2 separate regions of the Homo sapiens genome follow, and region 2 is linked to region 1. Evidence: chromatin contacts called from ENCODE Hi-C or POLR2A ChIA-PET data. All regions are on one chromosome and are shown on one strand. The core of a region is the stretch at or near the end of the contact, and the rest is flanking DNA. Distances in the headings are between cores, read along the strand shown. Region 1 overlaps TBC1D22A (TBC1 domain family member 22A). Region 2 overlaps TBC1D22A (TBC1 domain family member 22A).

Region 1 (7,574 bases), core at 2,295-4,794:
GTCAGGAGTTTGAGACCAGCCTGGCCAATATGGTGCAACCCTGTCTCTGCTAAAAATATAAAAAATTAGCTAGGTGTGGTGGTGTGTGCCTGTAGTCCCAGCTACTTGGGAGGCTGAGGCAGGAGAATTGCTTGAATGCAGGAGGCAGGGAGGTTGCAGTCAGCCGAGATCATGCAACTGCACTCCAGCCTGGGTGACAGAGTGAGACTCTGTCTCAAAAACAAAAAAGAATCTCTATTAACATAGCTAGATTTTTTTCTTCCAGGCCCTCCCAATCCTAAAGAGATTAAGAGTCCAGCACCTTTTAAAGATTCAATAGATGGCCAGGCATGGTGGCCCACACTTGTAATCCCAGCACTTTGGGAGGGCAAGGCAAGTGGATCACCTGAGGTCAGGAGTTTAAGACCAGCCTGACCAACATGGCGAAACCCCATCTCTACTGAAAATACAAAAATTAGCTGGGCATGATGGCACATGCCTGTAATCCCAGCTACCCCAGAGGCTGAGGCAGGAGAATCGCTTGAACCCAGGAGGCAGAGGTTGCAGTGAACTGAGATCACACCATTGCACTCCAGCCTGGGCGACAGAGAAAGACTCTGTCTCAAAAAAAAAAAAAAAAAAGATTCAATAGGAAACATTTCTCTCTATTGTCTCTAAGAGCAGCCACTATAAGACTTCAAAAGAACCTTGGTCTCCACAGTCTTTTATCTTAACCTGGACATTTCCTTTCTATTATCCCAGATCTTTAGACAAACTCAACCAGTTGTCAACTAGAACATGTATAAATTCACCTATCGCCTGGGAACAACCCCCCGACCGTTGCTGCTGCCACCTTTCACTTGTCCCCCCTTTCTGGACCAAACCAGTGTATTTCTTAAATGTATTTGATTGATGTCTCATGACTCCCTAAAATGTACAAAATCAAGCTGCACCCTGACCCCCTTGGGCACATGCTCTCAGGACCTCCTGAGGGCTGTATCATCGGCCATGGTCACTCATATTTGGCTCAGAATAAATCTCTTTAAATATTTTACAGAGTTTGATTCTTTTCGTCAATAATATCATAAAAAAAAAACCTAGCTCATCAAACCTATACTACAAAGCCACAGTAGCAACATATTTAAGATTCTTGAAATGAGTGGATTTAAAAAAAAAATAATAGGGCAGAGCCTCCTCTTTCCGGTGGTGTGGTGAATGTGGTGTCCGAAAGACCCTCCTGTTTTTGGTATGAATACACCAAATAATGCTGGTGTGCTTTTAAGAAACATAACCACAAAGGTGAGACTATCAGAGACCAGAAATCTCGAGAAAATACAAATCTAGAGAGTTAGGGGAGCAACATCAAAGCTGGTCTTTACCCAGGGGTATCTGCCAGTTGATTTTAATGAGCCACTGGCAGGAGTCAAAACCTGGGGACTGTTTTGTTCAGGGACTGAACAGTTGTTTGTGTTTGTCTTTCTTAGCCTTGGCCAGGTTAAAGGAGAAAGAAAGAACCCTCCCCTTCCTCAGAATTTCCAACTACAATCCTACATTCACATGGATTGGGGGAGCCCCCGTTCATGTTACTTATTTGACCTAAAAAAATTGCAAGCTAAAAATTTGGTTTAATGTAGTCTGGGATAACAAGGCCCTCAGGCTCTAGAGAAGCAAATATAGGTTTCCCACCCCCCCACTCCCCAAAGAAAAGCCTCAAAGAATTCCAATAGATATACATTCTAAGGAGCATAATGACAGGAGAAGTCACTGAAGTACAAGGAAGCAAGCCACTGGGGGCAAGAATCAGCAGTGAAAACAGACTGCAGAAAGAGATCTACAGAGATTTTAGAATTATCTGCGACATGCTATAAAAATAAGCTTATACATTTTAAATAATACAAAGAAAGGTATTGAATGGAAGAAGGAGGAGTAACTATCAATTTACAAGGCAGAATTGAAGAAATAACCAAGGTTCAAATGTAATAGATAAGTGAAACAAATTGTGACAAAGTTGAAGAGATTATTAATGAACTAGAAGAGATATTTGAGGAAAGTACTTGTCCCAGAAAGACAAAGAGATGGAAGATATAAAAAGAGAGGCTAAAGGAAATGGAGGATAGAATGAAAAGACCCCAACTCTATATGATCTGAGTTGTGAGAAAATAAAGAGAATGGGTGCAAATGGATGTTTGATAGGAGATAATGGATGACCATTTCCAAAACTGATGAAAACTACTTATTCCCCAGATTCAGAAAGACCAATATCTCTAGCAGAATAAATATCACAAGGAAACCGCAAAACATCCAAGACAAAGAAGTTATTCACAAGCAGCCAGAGAGGAAAGTTAGATTGCTTATGAAGGAATGACAAATAGATTGATAGCATTCAATAGCGGAGGCTAGAAGATGATAGAGTATCATCTTTTAAAATAATAACCAACTTAGAACAATATATCCAGCAAACTATCTTTCAAGAATGAGAATAAAGACATTTTTAGACAAATGAACTCTGAGAGGGTTTACAACCAAAAGACCCTAAAACCCTCTCATTAAAGGAGCTTCTAAAGGTTGAATTTAAAGAAGGATAATAATTTCCAAAGAAAGGTCTAGGTGCAAGAAGAAATAATGAGGAAAAAAAAAGGGTAAAGTCATGAATAACTCTAAACAAACATATATGAAAGAACAAGAAGAAGATCTCCATTTATAACTTTCGGAGGCTGAGGTGGGTGGATCACAGGGTTAAGAGATCGAGACCATCCTGGCCAACATGTTGAAACCTCGTCTCTACAACCTGGGAGGAGGTTTCAGTGAGCCGAGATCATGCCCCTGCACTCCAGTCTGGCGACAGAGCGAGACTCCATCTCAAAAAACACAACAAAACAAAAAACAAAAGTCACAATGGAACTGAAATTCTGGAAACCATGAGTACATAGCTAGGGAAGATTAGGTCAGTGTGTGGTGCTGGTATGACTAGAATTAAAATATTCTTAATTTTTTGTACTGTTTGGGAGGAGGATAAAGATAACAATTCATTTTAGATCATTAAGTTAAATATACATGTTAAAATTTGTAGAGGGGCTATTAAAATAATAGAAACAATTCATTAACTTCCAGATTCATTGGGGTTAGGGCATTAGAATGTAGAGGGAAGTAGATTAGTCCACATGTAGGCCAGAAAGACAAATGCTAGAAAAAGTAGAACAGTTGGAAACCTCGAAATGAGAGCATGTGAATTAACCTGAATGTATCAGGAGTCACAGCCAGCAGGGACCAAGATCTTTGGTTAGAAAGCATGGCTGGAGTTTAAAAACCCAGTGCTGTGCTAGTTATGAGAGAAATATAAGGAAATAAAGAATAGAGGGGAACCCAACAACTACCAACAAGCAGAAATCGAGGTTTTTAGGACCCTATTTTCAATATCATCAAAAATATGAACCTGTTAGGGAAAATCTAAAAACAGATATAATAGACCTGTAGTGAGAAAACTATAAAACACTGGTGAAGAGAAAGAAGATCTGATTAAACGAAGAGCTATATCATGGTCATGAGTCAGAAGACTGATTAAGAGCTATGCTATGGTCATGAGTCAGAAATCCCAGCAAGCTTTTCTGTAAAAATTGACAAAACAGGTTCTAAAACTTACACAGAAATGCAGAAGATATGGAATAGCCAGAGCAGCCTTGAAAAAGAAGAAGACACAAGTGAGGACTAGCACTAGCTGAAGTTTAGTCTTTCAGCAAATTGCTGGAACAATTGGATATCCATGTGCATACAAATGAACTTCCATACTTTTTACCATATACAAAAATTAACTCAAAATGGATTATAGATCTAAAGTAAAACTTTATAAACCTTCTAGAAGAAAACCTTTATGCCCTTGAGTTAGGCAATGATTTTTTAGATAAGACACCAACAGCATGATCTGTAAAAGAACAAAGTACTAGGTTGACCCTCACCAAAATTTAAAACCCACGATCTTCAAAAGTCACTATTAAGAGGACGAAAAGAGGAGGCATGGGGAGAAAACATTTGCAAAGCATGTATTTGATAAAAGGTTTATATCAAAACTAGTGGCAGTTTTTTCAAAAGGTAAATATACTCCTACCATATGATCCAGCTGTTCTATTCCTAAGTATTTATCCAAGCAAAATGAAAGCCTATGTCCATTCAAAGATGAGTACACAAATGTTCATGGCATCTCTCTGCATAGTAGCCCCAAGCTAGAAACAATTCAGTCCATCAACAGATGAATGGATAAACAAACTGTGGTATATCCAAGCAGTGGGTGCTGCTCAGCATGTATAGAAATGATCTATTCGTCCGTGCAGTGTCATGGATGAATCTAAGGTAATCACCCTGTGTGGAAAAGCCAGACCAAAACCAAATGTGTATTATATGATTCCCTTTATTTGAAAATATTGGAAATGTAAGCTAATGTATAGTGACACAAGTAAGTCAGTGATATTCTGGGACTGGGAGGGCTCAAAGGGAGGATTTACAAATGGGCACAAAGAAACCTTTGGAGCCATAGATATGTCCACTACCTCGGTTGTGATGGTGTTTTCACAGCTATATGCGTATATCAAAACTTATCAAATTATAAACTTGAAATATGTAAACATGTTTTGTTTTGTTTTTTGTTTTTTGAGACGGAGTCTTGCTCTGTCACCCAAGCTGGAGTGCAGTGGCTCGATCTCGGCTCACTGCAAGCTCCGCCTCCCAGGTTCATGCCATTCTCCTGCCTCAGCCTGCCGAGTAGCTGGGACTACAGGCACCCGCCACCATGCCCAGCTAATTTTTTGTATTTTTAGTAGAGTCGGGGTTTCACCGTGTTAGCCAGGATGGTCTTGATCTCCTGACCTTGTGATCCGCCCGCTTCGGCCTTTCAAAGTGCTGGAATTACAGGCGTGAGCCACTGCACCCGGCCTGAAATATATAAAGTTTATCGTATGAGAGTTATACCTCAGGAGAGCTGTTTAAGATACATTACCGAACAAAAACTGATAGGTAGTTTTAGTCATATTAGACTCCTTCCTCCTGACTAGAGACTTCAGAGCAAAAGCCCTGCGTGAGGTTAGAGGTCATAAGTATTTGTACTGTTTAGTACACCAGGAAGAGAAAACAATTTTGAATTTGTATGCTCCTGATAACATAGCTTCCAAACACAGAAAACAAAGATTGGCAGAACCATAAGGAGAAAGACATACACTCACTGTCATAATGGGAGTTTTGAAGCATACCTGTCAGTTATTGATAGATTATAAGCAGACAAAAAAAACCAGTCAGGATTTATAGGAAACTCGAACAACGCTGTTGATGAACTTTATTTAGTGGATGTATGCAGGGCACTGTATCCAGGAACTCTTAGAATATGCACCCTCTTCATGTTCTGTGGTCTGGCCCCAGCTCGCTGGTCATTCCTGTGGGTCGTTCAGTCCTTGGTGTTTATTTCTGGCCCGAATCACTAGCCACTCTCTGGGCTTGTCCAGGTGCCTCCCTGACATCTCCACCAGGATCCCCAAGTGTCTTAAACTTGGCAGTTCCAAAGAATAACTCATGGCCTTCCCACCAAAACAGTCTCCTACAGCCTTTTCCATAAACCTTTCCCCATCTTAGGAACTGGCAACTTCGCCCTTCCAGTTGTTGAGGCCCATAGTGTCAGAGTGGCTCTTGGTTCCTTTCTCTCCTACCCCAGATCTGTCATACGCGTTGGTGTGTTTTTTCTGCACAACCTTCAAAATACATCTCGAATGTGTCTTCCCACAAGCTTGCCTGCTCCGTCTTGGCCCAAGTCACTAGCCCCTCTTGAATTTCTGATGACCGTGGTCCCCTAACCTGCCTCCTGGTTCTCCTGGTTCCACCTCTCCCCACCCTGCCATGTGCCATCCATTCTCAGAGTGACAGTCGGAGGGATGCTTTTGAAGCCTGCATTTTTCCCTGCTCAGAGCCCCGAGGATCTGTACCCCAGATGTTCCTGCCATTGCTTGCCTCTGCTCGCCTCGTTCTGCGGTAGCTGTGCTGGTCTCCTCGCTTTTGGAACATTCCAAGCAGCTTCTAACCACAGGGTCTCTGTGTTTCCTGCTGCTTTTACCTGGAATATTTCTCTGCCATGTGTCTAAATGCCTTTTCTGGCCAGGCACGGTGGCTCACACTTGTAATCCCAGCACTTCGGGAGGCTGAGGCGAGTGGATCACCGGAGGTCAGGAGTTCGAGACCAGCCTGGCCAACATGGTGAAACCCCGTCTCTACTAAAAATACAAAATTAGCCAGGTGTGGTGGCGCACGTCTGTAATCCCAGCTACTCGGGAGACTGAGACAGGAACATTGCTTGAAACCAGGAGGTGGAGGTTGCAGTGAGCCAAGATCACACTACTACCCTCCAGCCTGGGCAACAGAGCGAAATTCCATCTCAATAAAGAAAATAATAATAATAAACGCCTTTTTTCTCTTTGGATGTTTGCTCATTTGTCACCTTAGGCGATTGACCGTTGTACTGAAGTGGCATCCCTCTCTTCACACACAAACCCCCTTGCTGTTCCTCGTCCCAGTCTTTGCCTTGTTTTCTCCATAGCACATCACCATCTAATGCACTGTGCATTGGATTTGTTTACTTAATGAACCACTGACAGTAGTCCTATAGATGTTGCATGGGCAAGGCAGAGAAGGTAGCACCCCAAGAACTGGAGTTTGGGGAACCCTCAGTCTTTGCAGTTGGCCGTGCGTGCTTGAACTAACACCATAGCCCCAAGGTGTGCAAGCCCCGAGCCTCGGTGTGGGAGGGCCTCTGGGAGCTGACAGTGGTCCTGGGTTTCCGGGATGAGTAAGGGGTAGATATCTCAAGAAGGGGGAGCAGGGAAGCCTTGTTTGATGACAGTGAGGAGAGACATGGGTGGTGATTTGAGGGGCGTGAGCCGTGTCCTTCCGCGTCCGTGGCTTCCGAGTAGCATCATTTCCCTGTTCATTTCCCAGGGAGACCCGGACCGGGTTGTGGTCCCAGGCCCAGTGCCTGATCTCCGGCTTGACTGGGCTCAGCCTTGTTTCCTCATCTGTGGAGTGGGAGGAGGCCTCCCTCACGCGCCCTTTGTGAGGAGTAGACTCTGTGTCTGGCATGGCACCAGCACACGTTGAATTTGTCTCTTATCCTTTTTGGCTATTGTCTGCGCAAGAGAGAAGAATGAACAACCGCTTCTGAGGCTGTCTGAAGCTTGGTCTGCTGTTCACATGCTGTTTATCAGGCTGCTGGAACTTAAAGAGAAAATGGTGTTTGTTTTAATGGAATGAGGATTTTGAAATTAAGGCATTAAGTAAAAGTGAGTCAACACAAGCTTTGGTTTCCTCTGAACCCTGACTAGATAAACCCTGACTGTCGCAGATAACCTCGCAGTGATGTTAATGGGTCACGCGTTACAATTTCTCTCTTGGTTATTTTTTCTCTTTTAGTCTGAACCGGACGGCTTTTCTCATTTCCACTTGTACGTGTGCGCTGCTTTTCTCGTGAGATGGAGGAAGGAAATACTAGAAGAAAAAGATTTTCAAGTAAGTAAATGTCTTTTCAAAAGAACCCAAGTTTGATTTTCTACTAGGAGAGAGGTTTATTA
Region 2 (7,574 bases), core at 1,541-4,040, 47 kb after region 1:
TGCACTTTTCAAGCTGATGGGGCCAGCAATGTCACCTCTGGGGTCTCAGCTTCTGAAGATAGAAGGGCCCACTGCAGAGGGCCGTGTGCATAGGAGCGTGTGCGGCCGTGGTCTGGGCCTTACTCTGCTGGTGGCAGCCCGTGTGAGGGTTCCTCTGGGCTGTCTGCCTGCCTGGACCTCACCCACTCTCCTGCGTGTATCTGACTAGAACCCGGTCCTAGGGCTCCACGGTTCTCTTTTTATTCTGAAGACCTATTGCTTCCTGGTTAAGTGCTCTGAGATAAATTGTTACTAATGTTGGGAAGCAGATCTTTTTGTCCTCAGGTTGGGTTGACCAATACAAGGTTATATCTCTCAGTCATGCGTTCAAAACAATGGGTTCAAAAATCCAGACTGGGTCAGCGCAGTGGATTCCTCTTCCCTGGGTGAGAAACCACCGCAGCCTCCTACGGGGTTCCCCCCCTGGCCCCTGGGGGCACCGTGTCAGATCAGCGCAAGCTCAGGGTCCCCAGGCCGAAGTGGGTTCCTCCTCTGCTTGTGGCTGGCGGGCGTCGGTGGCTGGTCATGGCATCTCAGCTGCTCCCCGCTTCCATGGGATGGTGACCCCTCAGCCCACAGGCACATTCACTAGAGAGTTTCTGGCCGGCCACAACCCCCCACGTAGCTGGTCCTGACGAGGCTGTCGCAGTTGCGCTCTCTGTCGCTTCTAAGTCCCAAAGCCACACTTAGGGCCACTCTTGGTGGCTCTCCTTGCTTATGAGATGGAACTAGTATTTACTGAGTGTGCTTGGCCCATTTATATTTGTCATCTCATTTAACTCTCGTGATGAGAAAGGTGGCGTTTTCCCATTTTACAGGCCCGGGCACGGGGCCTCTGAGAGAGAAAGCATCGGCCGTGGCGGCAGAGCAGAGGAGGGACGGGGTCCAGATGTCTGTGACCCTTCGGGGGAGACGCAGGATGCCAGGGTGGGTCACGGGAAGCTTGCTGGAAGGGAGACCCCCTGAGAGCGTTAGCTGTGGGAGAAAAGCACTCGGGCTAATTGGAACGAGGATTGACTGAATAGGACAAGAAAAGGAAAAAAAAAATCACAGCCGATTTCATTCTGATATTAAAGGAGGTCCGAGGCAGGCAGTTCCAGGCTGGAACAGCAGCCTCGGTGCTTTCAGAAACACAGTTTCCTTTCTGTCTTCTCTGCTGTCTGTGGCTTCCATTCTCAGAGGCACCTCGTGGCCTGAGATGGCTGCTGAAACTCCAGCCATTGCATCCATAGTCCAGCCTGGCAGCAGGAGGATAAAAGGCACCTTTCCCTGCCAAGACAGCTTCCTCTATAAGCTTCTCCTGAATTCCACCCACTGCTTCCAAATGCAGCTCACGTTCATGAACTGAGTCATGTGGTCATATCTGACTTCAAGGGAGCCCGGGAAATGCAGTATTTTAGCAGGGCTTGTGCCTCCTTTCATGAAGAAAATTAAAGTTCTGTTCCTAAAGACGGGGAGGGTGGCTGAATGGCTGTTGAGTGGTACTTGGCAGCCCCTGCCATGGTGCTCCAAGCAGAGGAAACAGCATGGGCGGTGACCCAGGGGCCAGGAGAGGCTGCAGGCAGAAAGGCGTGAGAGAAGGGGGCCCGGTCTGCCTGGGGGAGGTGGGTTCGAGGGGGAAAGAGGTAAGGAGGCGGCCATGCAGGTGGACGGGCAAGGGAAAAGGGAGGAGCTGTGGCCGTCGTGCAAGCGAAAGATGAGAGATACCACCCAGGAGTGAGCCGGGAAGCAGGTGCGTTTGCAGGATGCCTAGGAGGTGTGCCTAGAACCCGCAGGGTGTGGTGACAGATTGCAATGGCTGGGGGAGGGGGCACAGGGCAAGGTCAGAGAAGAAGGAGAAGAAACTGGGGACGATGTCTGCATTTGTTTATTGGGTGACTGGCCGAGTGCTGTCGCCAGAGATCAAGGTAAAGACCCACAAGGGCAAAGGCAGCTTGACAGGGGTGACGATGAGTCCCGTGTGGAGGCGGGGAGTGGACAGAGCCTGTGGGAGGTCCGGGGACACTGGACTGGCCTGTGGCTCTGAAGGTCCGCAGAAGTCACTCTTGGGCATGGGAGGGTGGGCAGAGAGTAGGAGGAGGTGTGAGTGGCTGTGAGAGAGTAGGAGGAGATGTGAGTAGCTGTGACTGCGAGTGGATGAGGAGGGCCAGGAAGAGGGCGCGTGGCTGGCGGGAGCAGGGGAGCTCCGGGACCTCCTGGGCCTCCAGCACTGTCTCCAGGCCATGACTTCTCCTTCCTGCTGTTGAGGAACAGACATGTCCCCGGAGCAGGGCGGTCCTGTGTGCCCCTGTCACCCTCCCCTCCAGCCCACCTCCTCACACTCTGCGCTTTTGAGAGCTGTTCCTAGTGTCCTGGTATGGCCCTGCCACGCGCTGAGTGAGTCTGAGCCATGAGTGACCTGCTCACCCTCTGAGCTCTGTGTCGTGACGTTTGGCTTGGTTTCATCTCTGACTGACCGTAGCTGCAGCCTTTACTTGTCACGCGCGGGACACTGTCATGGCCTGGAAATGCCCCCCCGCTTGAAATTACGACTCTTTGACTGCAGTTTTCCCCCTTCCTTAAACATCACCTAGTATGGGGCTGGCAATGTGCAGACACTGTCCATCCCAGCCCCAAACCCGACAGCGTGCCAGGCTGGCTCCCTGAAGCCCTCAGGAAGCTGGGGGACCCCAGCAGTGCCTGTCCTGTCAGCCTGCCCTGGAGCAGGTAGCGGTTGCCTTTAGCAGGCAATGTGCCCGGAGCTGTCCGAGTTCAGACGGCAGCTCTGTTAGGCAGGGAGTGATGGCGGCTGCTCTGGGACATGTGCCCAAGGTCCGGGATGCCAGAAACACAGCCCACACGGCTGCTCTTCCCCTCCCCACTCTCAGCGGCCCCCTCCTGGTGATTTCTGCTTTAGGAGCAGAAGCAGCCTGGCAGACCTGGCCTTGTCCTCTGGCGTTTTCACTCGGGATCGCTGTGGGAAGAGCCTTGTAGATAAGCACCTGACTGAGGGTGCCTCCTCTAGAAGTGGGCGTCCTTCCCTGCTGCCCGCTGGGCATTTCTTGAGCGGCATCTCCAGGGATGACGTGGCCACAGCATCTTGGCCCCAAACACCGCAAGGCAGGAAGTCTTCACGGGCTGAAAAAGACGAAGGGCTGCGCCAGGATTTGCAGTGTCCTCTGTGTGTTGATCAGAAGTCTCAGCCGTGTGCCTAGGGATGAAATGGAAGGGCAGCGTGATGGGGACGCTCCATGCCGAGCCCATGTTTTCAGCACTGAAAGGCGCTTTTCTCTTTAGAATTCCTTTTTTGGAAAAAAAAAAAATGAAATGAATTACAAGGACAGTATACATCGCTGTGCCATGAGAGACTCCTCGGAAGGCGGATGTATTGAGGTGTCACCTTCCCAGGGCTGTCCTCCCGGCGGGCTGGCCAGCTCTGGCAGCTGCCACCCTGTCCCGGCTGGCTGTCACTGTCTTTTTATTTTTAGCCCTGGTTTGGTCCAGAACGTCACAAGATTTTCAAACTAATAACTGGATTGTCAAAGAAATCGGCTATCAGAGCCTGCACTCCGGGCTCCCAGGATGGTCTGGGAGTGGGAGAGAGGGAGGGAGGTGGGAGCCGCCCTGGGGATGCCCGGCCACTGTGGACCAGTGACCATGTTGGGCAGATGGTTGCATCGTCACTGACAGAACTCAAAGGCATGAGGGCCGGCGAGGACGCGTAACACTTGACATCACAGCAGCCTGCAAAGGGGCAAAGGAAGCCCCTCTTCCCAGACACCACGGCCGTTCTCCCACGGTCTCCTGTGCTCACAAGACAGAGGATGGGCTGGCGCCAGCGCAGACCCCCACCCGAGTGCCCACCCTCAGGGGCGGTGGTGCGGACGGGCGCAGCCTGACCTTTCTGTGCGGAGCTACCTTCTTGTCTTCTGTGTATCAGGTGGTATTCTGTATTCTTTGATCTCCTAGTTAAAAGGGCATTGAGTGTGATAGAAAGGTTAAAAATAAGGTAAATAAGGATGAACTTTTCATAGGCAGTTTTCCTACCAGGACCTCTACGGCCCTCCTACGTCTGTGGTGTGTGCCCAGCGTCGTGTTATGTGTGACACCGGGTTCATCAAGTGCCTCCCACTCAGCCCCTCCCCCTGCTGGTGAGCCCCCTCCCCACGTGGAGTTTCCTGTCCTCCCAGATGGCTGAAGGCAGGGCTTCTTATCTCTTGGAGAAGCTGGTCAGTGTTGACCGCCCACAGAAAACCCATACCCCATGGTTTCACAGGCTCTGCGGAAGGTGACAGGTAGTGTCTGGGCTGGGACCAATCAGGGGCTGGACTATCTGACAGCAGTTCAGGCTCCTGGCTTCCACGTGAAGATGTCATTCTAAGTTTCAGGGCCAAGTAGGGACACATTTAGTGGGGACAGCCCCTGTAACCCTCTCCGAGAGACAGGGTTGTATGGTAGTCAGGTCCAGTGGCTCGAGAGGGCAGCCCTGCTGATGGGGGAGGCGGCAGCCCTGCCACGGGCCGGCTGCTTGACCCTGAGCTGTCGCTAGGCTTCTTGAGCGGCCGTCTCCTCCCTCGGACATGGTGGGTGTGGAGGACACCTCACAGTTGTTAGATCGATGCCTAGCTTGAGGCTGGCCGGAGTGAACACCAGGATGGGCAGCCTCACAGAGGCGACCAGAAGAGGGACCTGGGGCAGGCTGGGGAGGTGAGGGTGGGCCTGAGGCTGTCAGAACTCCCCTCCCTGCACCCTTCTCCTGTCCACTCCTGGGGGTGTCCCTCTCTACCCTCACAGCACAGTCTCCCTCCCCGGGCTGGGTCACACTGTCACCTGATGGATCCGTGTAAGTGCACTTGCCTGCGTAGCCATCCGGCAGCCCTCCCCTTCTCCGGCCCCTCAGCTGCTACCCGGGAGCCACTGCTGCCCGCGCCGACCACCCGATGCTCAGCAGGGTCTGCATGCTGCACCCATTTGCCGTCTCCTTCTGTCGTCCTGGCCACAGCCCCATGGTCTTCAGTCCCATGAACCTTGGAGGCTTCCAAGGCACCGGGCTGCTTGTGCATCAGTGTGGGTTGCACCTGGTACCATTCCCATCCAGAGGGACAGATGTCAGCACTGGGCCCTATGGAGGGGCAGTGGCCAGGCACTGGGTGCCCCCGGTGTGCAGGTGATGCAGGATGCAGAGTGGCCATCTGGGGGTGCAAGGCGCCTCCTGTGGGGGTGATTCGTCTCCTTGCAGTGCTCCTGTGTTGGCTCTTTTCACGTAGGAATTATTTCAGCATCTGGGAGAGCAGCATGCAGAGTCACCGTGGCACACGTGCTGTAGTCCGCGGCTCCTCCCACCTGGAGAGAGAAACCACTCCGGGCATGTGAAGCCCTGTGGGACAGAGCTGCACTATCCTGCACCTCTCAGCCGCTTTCCCGATCTCTTTTTGGTGTTCGTGATTCAAGTTCGTGACTGCAGACTCTGACACCGCACACGTTATCTCTCATTATTTGGCGGCTTGGAACTTGTGTGTTTGTGGTGTGTGCACGTGTCCGTCTAGATGAACTGAAGCTGTGGCTGGGGTCTGCTGTAGGTGTCCTTGCCGCTGCACGGGCCAGGATGTGGTTCTCCCACCTTGCCTACCCATTCTGCACCTGGCCTCGCAGGACGGCGGGTGCGCTGTGGTGGCCCTTCCCACACGTGCGTCCCATGGCTCCTCGCTTCAGAGCGTGCCGTCGTGAGCTCCGTGTGGCCGTGCAGTTGCCCTTTCCGGTTCTGGTTCCACAGCTCGCTGACCCTCGCTCCGAGTCTGCTGGTGAGGCGGTGTGGCTCAGCTCCCAGCCTCACCTTCTCTTCCCAAGGGCTGGGTAGGGCCGGTGCCCAGATGGTGGCCCAGGACAGTGGGGATCTGTCTGGAGGCCCAGCTGTGAGTTGGGGGCATCTATACAAGTCACCCACCCCCCAAGCCCTCATTCTTTCTTTACTGAGATGCCAGTTACCCCTGCCATGCTGGGTGTGAGGCAGGGGTAACTGGGGGACTCCAGGCAGGTGCTCGGTGGCTGGATGGGCGTCGTGGCTCTTAACTGGGTCTTCCCTGTGCTGCCCGTCACCCTCCAGCCGGCAGGCGTGCCTGGGCTTCCCCTACGGCCATCCTTGCACCCCCACCCCTGCATCTGTGAGGGCGCGTCTCACCCAGCACCACGGCCTTCCAGGACGCCGCAGCTCCAGGAGTCAGGCTGAGGCTCTGGCTCGTGTGGGTTCTGCACCCAGCCCCTCCCTGACCTGGGGTCCAGTATGGCCTCGACCAGCACTCAGCGTTTGCATGCTTCTGCAGTTGACATACTAGAAACTTAGCAGGATCAGCTCTACGTGACCCAGACGCTTAAGCACATTGAGAGCTGCAACAATAAAGTGCTTAAGAAAGTCCCAGGTAGAGGAGTTTGTAAAGGAGGGTTCTTTAGCACTGTCATTCGTCTTGGATGAGAGTGGAGCACTTCTTCTTAGGAACACAAAAAAAGAAGAAAGGGGAGAGGAGAGGCACTGAGGGCGGAGAGAGGCAGCAGTCCTGGGTAGGGGGCAGTTCCCCCCCCAATCTGAAAAGCCCTGGGATACCCAGCCCCGACAGGTTCTTCACACATGGATCACGGCCCACCCTCTGCACAGCCCCGTGGGCAGGCTGTGCCCGCCCTCCCAGTCCTGTGTGTGGGAGGAGGGCCGGGAGCCCAACTGCCAGACCCAGCATGGGGCCTCTGCTGCGTCCTGCTCAGGACCCCCTGCAGAGGACACACCACACAGCTCTGGTTTCTTCGGCCAGGTGGCCCGTCCTGTGGAAGGGACAGGGCAGCGGAGCCTCACATCTCAGGAAGATAGCATCATTGGTGTCACCATCCTGCCTCAGCCAGAGGCACCTGCACAGGGTCCCGCAGCCACCAGCCAGGGCAGGACCTGCGTCCAGAAAGGAGGCAAGGCAGGCGCAGGTCCCCTCCCCAGGCCACACACACACACACCACAGTTACCACATAAATACACATCACATGCACTCACCATGTACACACACACACACCATGTATACACAGACACCACACACAACACACACCATGTATGCACACAGATAACACCTCACCATATATACACACACACACACCATGTATACACACACACCATGTATACACAGACACCACACACAACACACACCATGTATACACACAGATAACACCTCACCATATATACACACACACACCAGTTACTGTGTACACACATCACACACACCATGTGTGCGGATACTACACACACAACACACACCACGCACACACACCATACACCATGTATGCACACAGACACCACACACAAAATATACCATGTATGCACGCAGACAACACACACCATGTATACACACACTACACACCCCACACACACCATGTATACATACACACACATGTATACACACACACCATGTATTCACACAAAGCACATACACTCATGTATACACACAGACACACCACACACCACACTCTCACCATGTATACACACAGACACCATACAAACACACAGCATGTATACACACAGACAC

What was found. A loop is a pair of places that touch in the nucleus more often than their neighbours do. ChIA-PET counts read pairs that join two places held with the same protein, here RNA polymerase II (POLR2A). Pooled maps may share reads with other maps.
Region 2: a map of endothelial cell of hepatic sinusoid shows a loop between it and region 1 (10-fold over the local background). The contact joins two enhancer-like sites. A Hi-C loop is called at or near these places in 4 of 168 maps with a recorded cell type or tissue (Caco-2, body of pancreas, endothelial cell of hepatic sinusoid and 1 more) and 2 of 50 pooled maps. POLR2A ChIA-PET finds 5 or more read pairs at or near these places in 1 of 52 experiments (activated CD8-positive, alpha-beta T cell).

What each region holds. Positions count from the first base shown.
Region 1 is chr22:47,104,092-47,111,665 of GRCh38, forward strand. It overlaps TBC1D22A (TBC1 domain family member 22A), which reads left to right. Exons shown (of 13, transcript NM_014346.5): 12 at 7,417-7,512. Among named protein-coding and RNA genes, the nearest start is that of TBC1D22A-AS1, 190 kb to the left of the region's middle. Within about 2 kb of position 3,545, at least 2 of the 41 ENCODE cell types and tissues checked have a DNase peak (open chromatin) inside an H3K27ac peak, as active enhancers do.
Region 2 is chr22:47,151,886-47,159,459 of GRCh38, forward strand. The region is part of intron 12 of TBC1D22A (TBC1 domain family member 22A); the gene reads left to right. Among named protein-coding and RNA genes, the nearest start is that of TBC1D22A-AS1, 240 kb to the left of the region's middle. RefSeq lists an enhancer at 2,674-3,873. Within about 2 kb of position 2,791, at least 10 of the 41 ENCODE cell types and tissues checked have a DNase peak (open chromatin) inside an H3K27ac peak, as active enhancers do.